2 separate regions of the Homo sapiens genome follow, and region 2 is linked to region 1. A link is a contact called in ENCODE Hi-C or POLR2A ChIA-PET data. All regions are on one chromosome and are shown on one strand. The core of a region is the stretch at or near the end of the contact, and the rest is flanking DNA. Distances in the headings are between cores, read along the strand shown.

Evidence for each region. A loop is a pair of places that touch in the nucleus more often than their neighbours do. ChIA-PET counts read pairs that join two places held with the same protein, here RNA polymerase II (POLR2A). Pooled maps may share reads with other maps.
Region 2: a map of endothelial cell of umbilical vein shows a loop between it and region 1 (4-fold over the local background). The contact joins two enhancer-like sites. A Hi-C loop is called at or near these places in 11 of 168 maps with a recorded cell type or tissue (MCF 10A, PC-3, aorta and 6 more), 9 of 37 single-sample maps with no recorded cell type and 11 of 50 pooled maps. POLR2A ChIA-PET finds 5 or more read pairs at or near these places in 11 of 52 experiments (A549, AG04449, AG04450 and 8 more).

The regions. Positions count from the first base shown.
Region 1 is chr18:57,740,928-57,745,469 of GRCh38, reverse strand. All of the region lies in intron 1 of ATP8B1 (ATPase phospholipid transporting 8B1), which reads left to right. Among named protein-coding and RNA genes, the nearest start is that of ATP8B1, 60 kb to the left of the region's middle. Within about 2 kb of position 2,274, at least 7 of the 41 ENCODE cell types and tissues checked have a DNase peak (open chromatin) inside an H3K27ac peak, as active enhancers do; they include ascending aorta and endothelial cell of umbilical vein, where a contact is called at or near this core.
Region 2 is chr18:57,782,014-57,786,555 of GRCh38, reverse strand. All of the region lies in intron 1 of ATP8B1 (ATPase phospholipid transporting 8B1), which reads left to right. LOC124904310 (a long non-coding RNA gene) reads right to left here. Exons shown (of 2, transcript XR_007066388.1): 2 at 1-4,542. Among named protein-coding and RNA genes, the nearest start is that of ATP8B1, 19 kb to the left of the region's middle. Within about 2 kb of position 1,815, at least 8 of the 41 ENCODE cell types and tissues checked have a DNase peak (open chromatin) inside an H3K27ac peak, as active enhancers do; they include ascending aorta and endothelial cell of umbilical vein, where a contact is called at or near this core.

The DNA.
Region 1 (4,542 bases), core at 1,025-3,524:
TGAAACCCTGTCTTTACTATAAATACAAAAATTACTCGAGCATGGTGGTGCATGCCTATAATCCCAGCTACTTGGGAAGCTGAGGCAGGAGAATTGCTTGAGCCCGGGAGGCGGAGGTTGCAGTGAGCCGAGATCTCCCCACTGCACTACAGCCTGGGTGACAGAGCAAGACACTGTCTCAAAAAAAAAAAAATTTGTTTCAGTAAGAGTCCTTTCATTGAAGTATTCCTGTTGGAAAAGGCTCTGTAAATGAGGTGATTGCTTCAAATATATCTTTAGTGTTTTGGGTACATAAAGCGTGGCCATCAGTAATACATATACTAATTTCAAGGCCAGCAGCAAGGTGGGTGAGGATTCATTCATCTCCACTGCTGACATTGAAAACATTGAATAGTGTCAACTGAATAGGCATAAAATGGTGTCTATGTTTTCATCAACTTGTCATTCTTTGATTGCTAGTAAGAGTAATCTTTTATTGTATCATTTTATGTGTTTATTATTTCTATTTACTTATCTGCCTCTTCTACTGCCTTTTCATTCAAATAAGCCATTCCTAGTGAGTCTGGATGGGGAATATAAGTTGTCTCTCTGTAGATCAAAAGTTTCAAAGTTTATATTTTGTTCCAGAAAGCTATGATGTTTTGTATGTCTTTCGGGAGTGCAGTCTTTGTATTAATAGCTTGGTGACTCTTCTAACATTAAAATTAATTCAGCTTGACAGACTTATTTTACCCTGAAGGGTTTGCTTCCAGGTAGCTGTCAATTATAAAGCTCCTATGACTTTGTATTATTTAAACATGAATATAACTTTAAAGCCTAATTATAGAGTCAATAGTAATGGGGTAAAAATGAGGCCATTGTCCCTAACAACTAAGGATGACGCTTGAACGTAAAAATAACCAGGGTTTTCTCCTGGTAACTTTCATTATTTACTATAAAAGTACATTGTGGATTGAGGCCGAGTCTCCAAAATAAACATCTGGGGAAATGACAGCATTCTTATCCTATGGGAACCAGCCCCAGTCTTTTATTTACTTTTTTTTTCCTTCATTTTCTAGACAAAAGAATGGCAGCCCCACCCTGCCTTCATTTTAAGCACATTTTTCTGGCTGCCACCACCCTAGTTCAGGCCTGTATTTCTTTCTTTTTTTTTTTTTTTTTTGAGACAGTCTCACTCTGTCACCCAGGCTGGAGTGGTGCCATCTTGGCTCACTGCAACCTCTACCTCCCGGGTTCAAGCGATTCTCCTGCCTCAGCCTCCCAAGTAGCTGGGACTACAGGCACACACCACCATGCCTGGCTAATTTTTGTATTTTTAGTAGAGATGGGGTTTCACTGTCTTGGCCAGGCTGGTCTCAAACTCCGGACCTCAGGCAGTCAGCCCACCTTGGCCTCTCAAAATGTTAGGATTACAGGTGTGAGCCACCGCGTTCGGCCCAGGCCTGTATTTCTTCTTGCTGTGGCTAGATTCATGCACTGAGTGTTGTTGCTGAGTGTGATGGTGGAGGTAATAAGGTAGAACCACTTGGTGTTCCAGGTGAAGAAACTGTGACAAGGAGATGCTGTTTCCAGGGTGACTTTTGAACAGTCTCCCTCCCAGGCTCTCACCTTCCCAGTCACCCTTCCCCCTGTCAGATGAGTGCTGTGCAGATCAGATTTCTTTCCTTTGCAGACACCTTCCATGGGCCCTCTAACTCCCTGGAATAAAGCCTTCTCAAGGCTGCATGAGCTGCCTTACTTTTGGAGGTGACTCCAAAACTACCTTTCCCCAGCTCTGCTCTTTCCCCCAGATCTCCCACCTGCGCCGGTGCTGGGCCTTTCCATTGCATTTTCCTGCCTCTGAGGTTTTTTTAGTTCCTTAATATCTCTCTCCCACCCACCCCAAGTTCTTGCTCACCTCTGTGACTCCCAGGTTGCCCAGCTCAAAAACCGTCTAGGAAATAATGATTGCTCTCACTTCACTCTTCAGCGGCATACATTGGGAAGCATTTTACATTTTAGAATTCACTGGTGTAGGATAGATCTGCCTGTAGACCTCAAAGTTTGATATTTTTTGCTTGTCAAATTCTTCCTTTGCTTAGGGTTTTCTTGTGACTAATGATGTTGTTAGTAGGTGTGGGGAAGGGAGGGAAGTAGGTGATGTTGGGAGTGGAGAGCAGGCTCTGATGCTTCCTGGGCAGAGCTTGAATTCCAATCTGAATCTACGATGCGTTCACTGTACCACAGAGAGCACAGAGCTGGGATATGTGTGGAAAGGGCCTGAATAGCTAGGAGCTAAATCACCCTGGGCAAGCTTTGAAACCACCTCAGTTTTTTCATTAGTAAGAAGGTAATGACATTGCCTGGCGACATGCCTCAGCATAATTCCATGACAATTGCATGAGACAATCTGTATGAAAAATCCTTTGTCCTGGAAGGGGCTGCCTTTTATGGATAAGAAGAAATATAATATTACTAGGAAATGCTGTGAGCCCATGGCAATGCTGGACTAAGAAATCCTTTGAACCTTAGCCAGGGGAATGAAAAAGCTGCTCATCTCTGAAATGTCAAGGTTTTGAGATTTCCCCTGTACCTTTTCTAATGACCGCATTGAAGTTGTACAGAATGAAACAAGAACCAGTCTGTTTTGTTTTTTTTTTTTTTATAGAGATGGGGTCTTGCTCTGTCACCTAGCCTGAAGTTAAGTGGCAAGATCCTAACTCACTGCAGCCTTGAGCTCCTGGGCTCAAGCGATCCTTCTGCCTCAGCCTCCCAAGTAGCTGGGACTACAGGTGCCCAGCTAATTCTTTAAATTATTATTTGTAGAGATGGGGTCTTGCCATATTGCCCAGACTCGTCTTGAACTCCTGGCCTCAAATGATCCTCCTGCCTCAGCTTCCCAAAGTGCTGGGATTACAGGTGTGAGCCACCACACCCAGGCAGCCAATCTTCCTTTGTGAGAAAGGGCTCTGGGGCGGATTTTCTGAGGAATAGGGGGTGAAGCTGTGGACTCAGAGAAGCCTTTTCTATCATATGTAAAGATCCTGGCTGAATTGTCCCCACCACAGTGATACTGTTGATACCTTAGTTTTATGTTATTTATCCCAGGCTTCTAGATTTTTTAGGTCCTGCCTTGGGAGGAAATAAAAAATGTAATCCTGTTCCTGCTGGGAACTGTAATTACGCTGTTTCTATAACAGTATAAAGTTTAAATTTAATGCAGATCTTAGATACATTTTATTACTATTGCTTCATGAGATTCTTTATCTAATTACAACTGTCATCAAGTTTGTCATTTTACTTTCAAGAATACTGAGCATTGGCCAGGCGTGGTGGCTCATGCCTATAATCCCAGCACTTTGGGAGGCCGAGGTGGGTGGATCACTTGAGGTTAGGAGTTCAAGACCAGCCTGGCCAACAAGGTAAAACCCTGTCTCTACTAAAAATACAAAAATTAGCCAGGTGTGGTGGCATGCACTTGTAGTCCCAGCTACTGGAAAGGCTGAGGCAGGAGAATCATTTGAACCTGGGAGGCAGAGGTTGCAGTGAGCTGAGATCACACCACTGGACTCCAGCCTGGGTGACAGAGTGAGACTCTGTCTCAAATAAGTAAATAAAAGAATACTGGGCAGACTCCAAACAGGGTGTGGCATGTGTCTGGACTAACTAGGAAAATAGAGAAGATTTCTGCTACCTTTTAGATGGGGGCTCTTTGGAATAACTTGGAAATAATAGTGGCTACATTGAGTGCCTGACCCTAGAATTACTGCTTGTGACTAATGGTATGTGTATTGGTTGTCGATTGCTGTGTAACAAGCTACTCCAAAACTTAACAGCTTAAACCAACACGCATTTATTATCTCACAGTTTCCATGAATCAAGTGTCTGAGCACAGCTTAACTGGGTTCTCCGTATTAGGATTTCTCACAAGGCTACAATTAAGGTGCCAGCCCAGCTGATGTCTCATCTGAAGGCAGGACTGAGGAAGGATCTGCTTTCAAGTTCATGTAGTGATTGCAAAATTCACTGCATTCCTTAAGGACTATTGGACTGAGGGCTCCAGTCCCTGCTGGCTGTTGGTCAATGCTAACTTCACATCTTGCCATGTGAGCCTCTCCATAGGGCAGCTGCTTCACCAAAGCAAGGAAGGGGAAAGAGTTGGCTGGCAACAAGAAGTCATGGTTTTTTATAACCTAATCATGGAAGTGACATCCCATTACCTGCGCCATATTCTATTGGTTAGAAGCAAGGTTCAAGCTGGGCACAGTGGCTCATGCCTGTAATCCCAGCACTTGGGGAGGCCAAGGTGGGTGGATCCCAAGATCAGAAGTTCAAGACCAGCCTGGCCAGCATGGTGAAACCCTGTCTCTACTAAAAATACAAAAAATTAGCCTGGCATGGTGGTGCACGCCTGTAATCCCCGTGACTTGGGAGGCTGAGGCAGGAGAATTGCTTGAACCAGGGAAGTGGAGGTTGCAGTGAGCCAAGATCGCGCCACTGTACTCCAGCCTGGGCAACAGAGCAAGACTCCATCTCAAAAAATAAAGCAGCAAGGTTCAGGAA
Region 2 (4,542 bases), core at 566-3,065, 42 kb before region 1:
TGATCAGTGGTGGTTGCCTAGACACTGGTTTTCAAAGTATGGTCCCTGGACCAGCAACATCAGCATGACTGGGGGCTGCACTCTAGAGTCACTGACTCAGAAGCTCTGGGGTTAAGACCCAGCAATCAGTGTCCTAATAAAACTTCCAGGTGATTCTGATGCCTGCTCCAGATTGAGAATCCCTGGCTGAGAGGCTTTTGACGAGCTGGATTCTGAAGTGATGTCCAGCCACGGCAGCAAAGGTGTGTTAGGATTCCTTAGTCCTGTCACCTTGAGCAGGTGAGAAGCAGGACAGATGTGGGCCTAGGGGTGTGGCATCCCTGAGCTATATTGTCATTGCTGGTCTATTTGTCTGTGTTTACACTAGTGGCCACCTTGGTGAGAATAGCACCTTGGCAAGACTCATGTTGTAGCTCAGCCCCCAGCGCAGTTCTTAAATTGTAGCACCTGTTCTATAATTACACATTAAATAGTAAAGTCAGAAACATGCCTTTCCACACTGATAGGTACTAGCATTAGCTGCCGTTATTAGACACATGTTTTATGAGAGAGAAGGCCATTGAACAACATCGAACCAATAATTGTTGGCTGTTTTTATAGTGACTCTACAATGAAAAGAATCCACCGTGGCCTAATTAAGTGAATTTTATGGCTTTTACTCCTTCACTAAGCTGCCAGAGGAGAATAACCAAGTTCTTTCTTGGACTTCATAACTTAGTATAATAGTCACAAACACAAATAGATACTTACGGCCAGGTACGGTGGCTCATGCCTGTAATCCCAACACTTTGGGAGGCTGAGGCATGTGGATCACTTGAGGTGAGGAGTTTGAGACCAGACTGGCCAACATGGTGAAACCCCATCTCTACTAAAAATACAAAAATTAGCTGGGCATGGTGGCACGCGCCTGTAATCCCAGCTACTCAGGAGGCTGAGGCAGGAGAGTCACTTGAACCCTGGAGGTGGAGCTTGCAGAGAGCTGAGATTGCACCACTGCACTCCAGCCTGGGCAACAGAGCGAGACTCCGTCTCAAAAAAACAAAACAGAACGAGACAAAACAACAACAACAACAAAAATAGATATTTAAAGATTTTTGCACTAACTTTTGATACTTACTGCCATACTTTGGAAATGCAACAAAAATATCGGGAATTTGTTTTAAGCATCTACTTAGGAAAAAAAGGACTCTTATGGCATTTTGGTTTGGGTTAGAGATATTTTTACAAATGTTATTTGAAATAAACACCATCCCATAACTCTGAGCTATGAAATATTTACATACAGGGGAAAATCCAGCTAACACCTATATCCACTCACTGCTCTATTTTGGGTTTATGTTGTTGTCAAAAGACAAAGGATAAAGATTTTTCAAGATCTTGTGTATTTTGGGGTTAGTATAACTCCAATTGTTTTCTAATTCGATGAGGCAGCATCCACCTTAATACTAGGTCTGGTTTTTTAAAGTCAATTTTAGGTGCTTGTCAACAAAGCCGGAACATGAGAAAATTGAAATGATTTGTGAAGCTCTTACTCTGGCCTGCCCGTGAACTTTTTGAGACAGAAGACCGGCACCAGTTTATTAAAGACTTTGTAAAAGTATACTTAACTTAGTCAACCAGATGTGACTTTTGCTCCCTGGGGAACATTTTAAGTTGTCACAATTCAGGATGCTACAAGCGTCCAGTGGTCAAGGCCAGGGATACTTCTAAATATCCTACAATATGCAGCTCAGCCTCTACAACAAAGAAGTATCTTACCCAAAACGTCACTAGGGTTGAGGCTGAGGAATTCTACCCTAAACCACGGGTAGGAGTCCTCTTAAAATGCTACGGTTTCGCAGGACTTAGTCATAGGCACGTTTCATAATACTCTCCTGCACGTTTCATAATACTCTCCTGCATGCCCCTAAACACAGCACCTCGAGCATTGAACTCTGACATCAGTTGAGAAGATGATACCCCTCTAGCTGGTGCTTAAGCCTTCTGGCTTAAGCCTGGACTTGATCTCTGACCCCTTTCTCTTCCAGACTGCACCCTGCTTTCATTTCCAATCCGTCTCCAAGGCCTGTTGCTTCTACCTCTGGAAGACCTTGACTCCACCTGATAACCTCTATCTCCGCTGCCATCCGCGAGGTTCAAGCTGTCATCCTCCCTCTCCTGGACCATTCCAGTAGCCTTCTTACATGAGGGCTACACTTCTACCCTGCCCCTTCCAAACCAGAGCACCCACTCAGATCCTGCCAACCCTTGCAGTAGCTCATGCTGTGGTTTTAACAACAGCTACCTTCTCTCCACAGCTCTCTATGCCCAGCCCGCCCTGACCCCGGCTTCCCCCTGCAAATTCCATTCTTTTTCTCCTTCAGTTTCTGAAGCATGACGAGTCCCTTCCTGTCCCAGGAACTTCAGATTTGCTGCTTTCTCGCTTGAAAAGCTCTTCCTCTGAAAGGCTCCTTATCTTTTGCCTTTTGGCCCAAATGTCATTTCTTCAGCGTAGTCTCTGCCCACCCCAGTAAAAATTAAAGTAGGAGTCCCTCCTGAGTTATGTCCTCTGCTCACTCTTTCTTTTTCAAGTAGCAAGGATGTAGAGAACAGGGGAAGCCCAGAAATACTGTTGAAATGACAACAGCTCTGTCACCATGCGCCCTTCGATGTATGGTAGAGGAGACGGCTTCTGTGTTTTCTTCAATGCTTAATTTCCTTTATTATTTTTATTTTTTTTTTAAGACGGGGTCTCACTCTGCCACCCAGGCTGGAGTTCAGTGGCGCGATCTCAGCTCACTGCAACCTCTGCCTCCCAGTTCAAGCAATTTTCCTGCCTCAGCCACCTGAGTAGCTGGGATTACAAGCGCGTGCCACCATGCCTGGCTAATTTTTGTATTTTTAGTGGAGATAGGGTTTCACTATGTTGGCCAGGCTGGTTTTGAACTCCTGACCTCAAGTGATCCACCTGCCTTGGCCTCCCAAATTGCTGGGATTGCAGGTATGAGCCACTATGCCCGGTCTTCAATTTCCTTTTATATTGTCTCTTCTTGTGAATATCAGGAGTCTTGCTTCACTTAAGGCAGCATCTACCAGGCATATTCGATATTTTTAAAGTTCTTATTCCCCACAGTCTTTCTATATTATTAAAGGAAATAAATACATAAAAAAGACTTGTTTGTTAAACCATATGTGTCCACCCTGTTGTGTGCCTGTCATCAGTTTCAAAGGACCACAGTAAGCATGTTAGAACTTTTGTTAAACATAAAGATATATAAATATTATCTTATCCATGCCTGCGTTCCATCAGATGCCCTCTTTCCCCTGTAATCTTTACAGTTTCTACTTTATAGTCTCTCTGTAGAGCATTCTTAACCTGAATAGTGTGTTCTCTGTCACCCATCATACTTCTAGGAACGTCCCCGCCTCCCTTCAGCCAGTGCATCTTTAGAAAAGACAAACTAGGCCGGGCACCGTGGCTCACGCCTGTAATCCCAGCACTTTGGGAGGCTGAGGCAGGCAGATCACTTGAGCTCAGGAGTTTGAGACCAGCCAGACCAACATGGTGAAACCCTGTCGCTACTAAAAATAAAAAAATTAGCTGGGCATGGTGGTGGGTGCCTGTAATCCCAGCTACTCGGGAGGTTGAGCCACGAGAATTGCTTGAACCCAGGAGGCGAGTTTGCAGTGAGCCAGGATTGCACCATTGCACTTTAGCCTAGGCAACAAGAGTGAGACTCTGTCTCAAAAAAAAAAAAAAAAAAAAAAAAAAAGAGACAAACTAGAATTAATCTGAGCCAGGTATCATTTAGACAGTAAATCTGTTTTCCTAAAAGAATCATATTATAGTCAAGGCTCAAACAAATAGATTTCATATTATCTGGAGCCTTTCTAAAAATGCATAAACCAGAGGTGACTGAAGAATTTTTTGTCTGTGTGTGTGCGCACCATTCATTCTTGACTTTTTGATAAATGAGATTCTCAAGTTCACCTGGGAAGCATCAAAAACATTGATGCCTGAGTTCTCCTTGCCAGAGTCTTATTAGCCAGTCTGGGATAAACCTGGCTGATTCTCTCATGCGTAGTCAAGACAGAGAATGGCTTGGAAAGTAGACAATGTAAGAGTCTACTCTTTATAGGATGCCTACACGCATAATAAAAAATTTACTTGGGTTTATGGAAATGTCTAGATATAAACCTATGGGGAAAATGATTGAAATAAATGAATGGTGTAACGTAAGGATGCTGGATTGGCGTCTGCAACGCAGCAGCTGTGGGTGGCCTTGATGAGTCTTACTTAATTTCATAGCTCATATCTGTGTAGTTATTTGCTGCTGGCAAACTATTGCTTCATCTTATTTTCGCAAATTCTATAGACAGCAGGGCTTCTTTGCATCTTCTGCCCTTTCTGCTCCATTCTCCAATTAAATGGATTTCACTGCAGCAGCTTTCTGCCCTATGGCAGAGGCCTCCCATGTGCTTCCCAGGCTGGGTTAGGTATGGTTTTGCCAAGCTCCCACTGCAACCTGAGCATATTGTCTTCTCCTGGCATTTACTGTATTT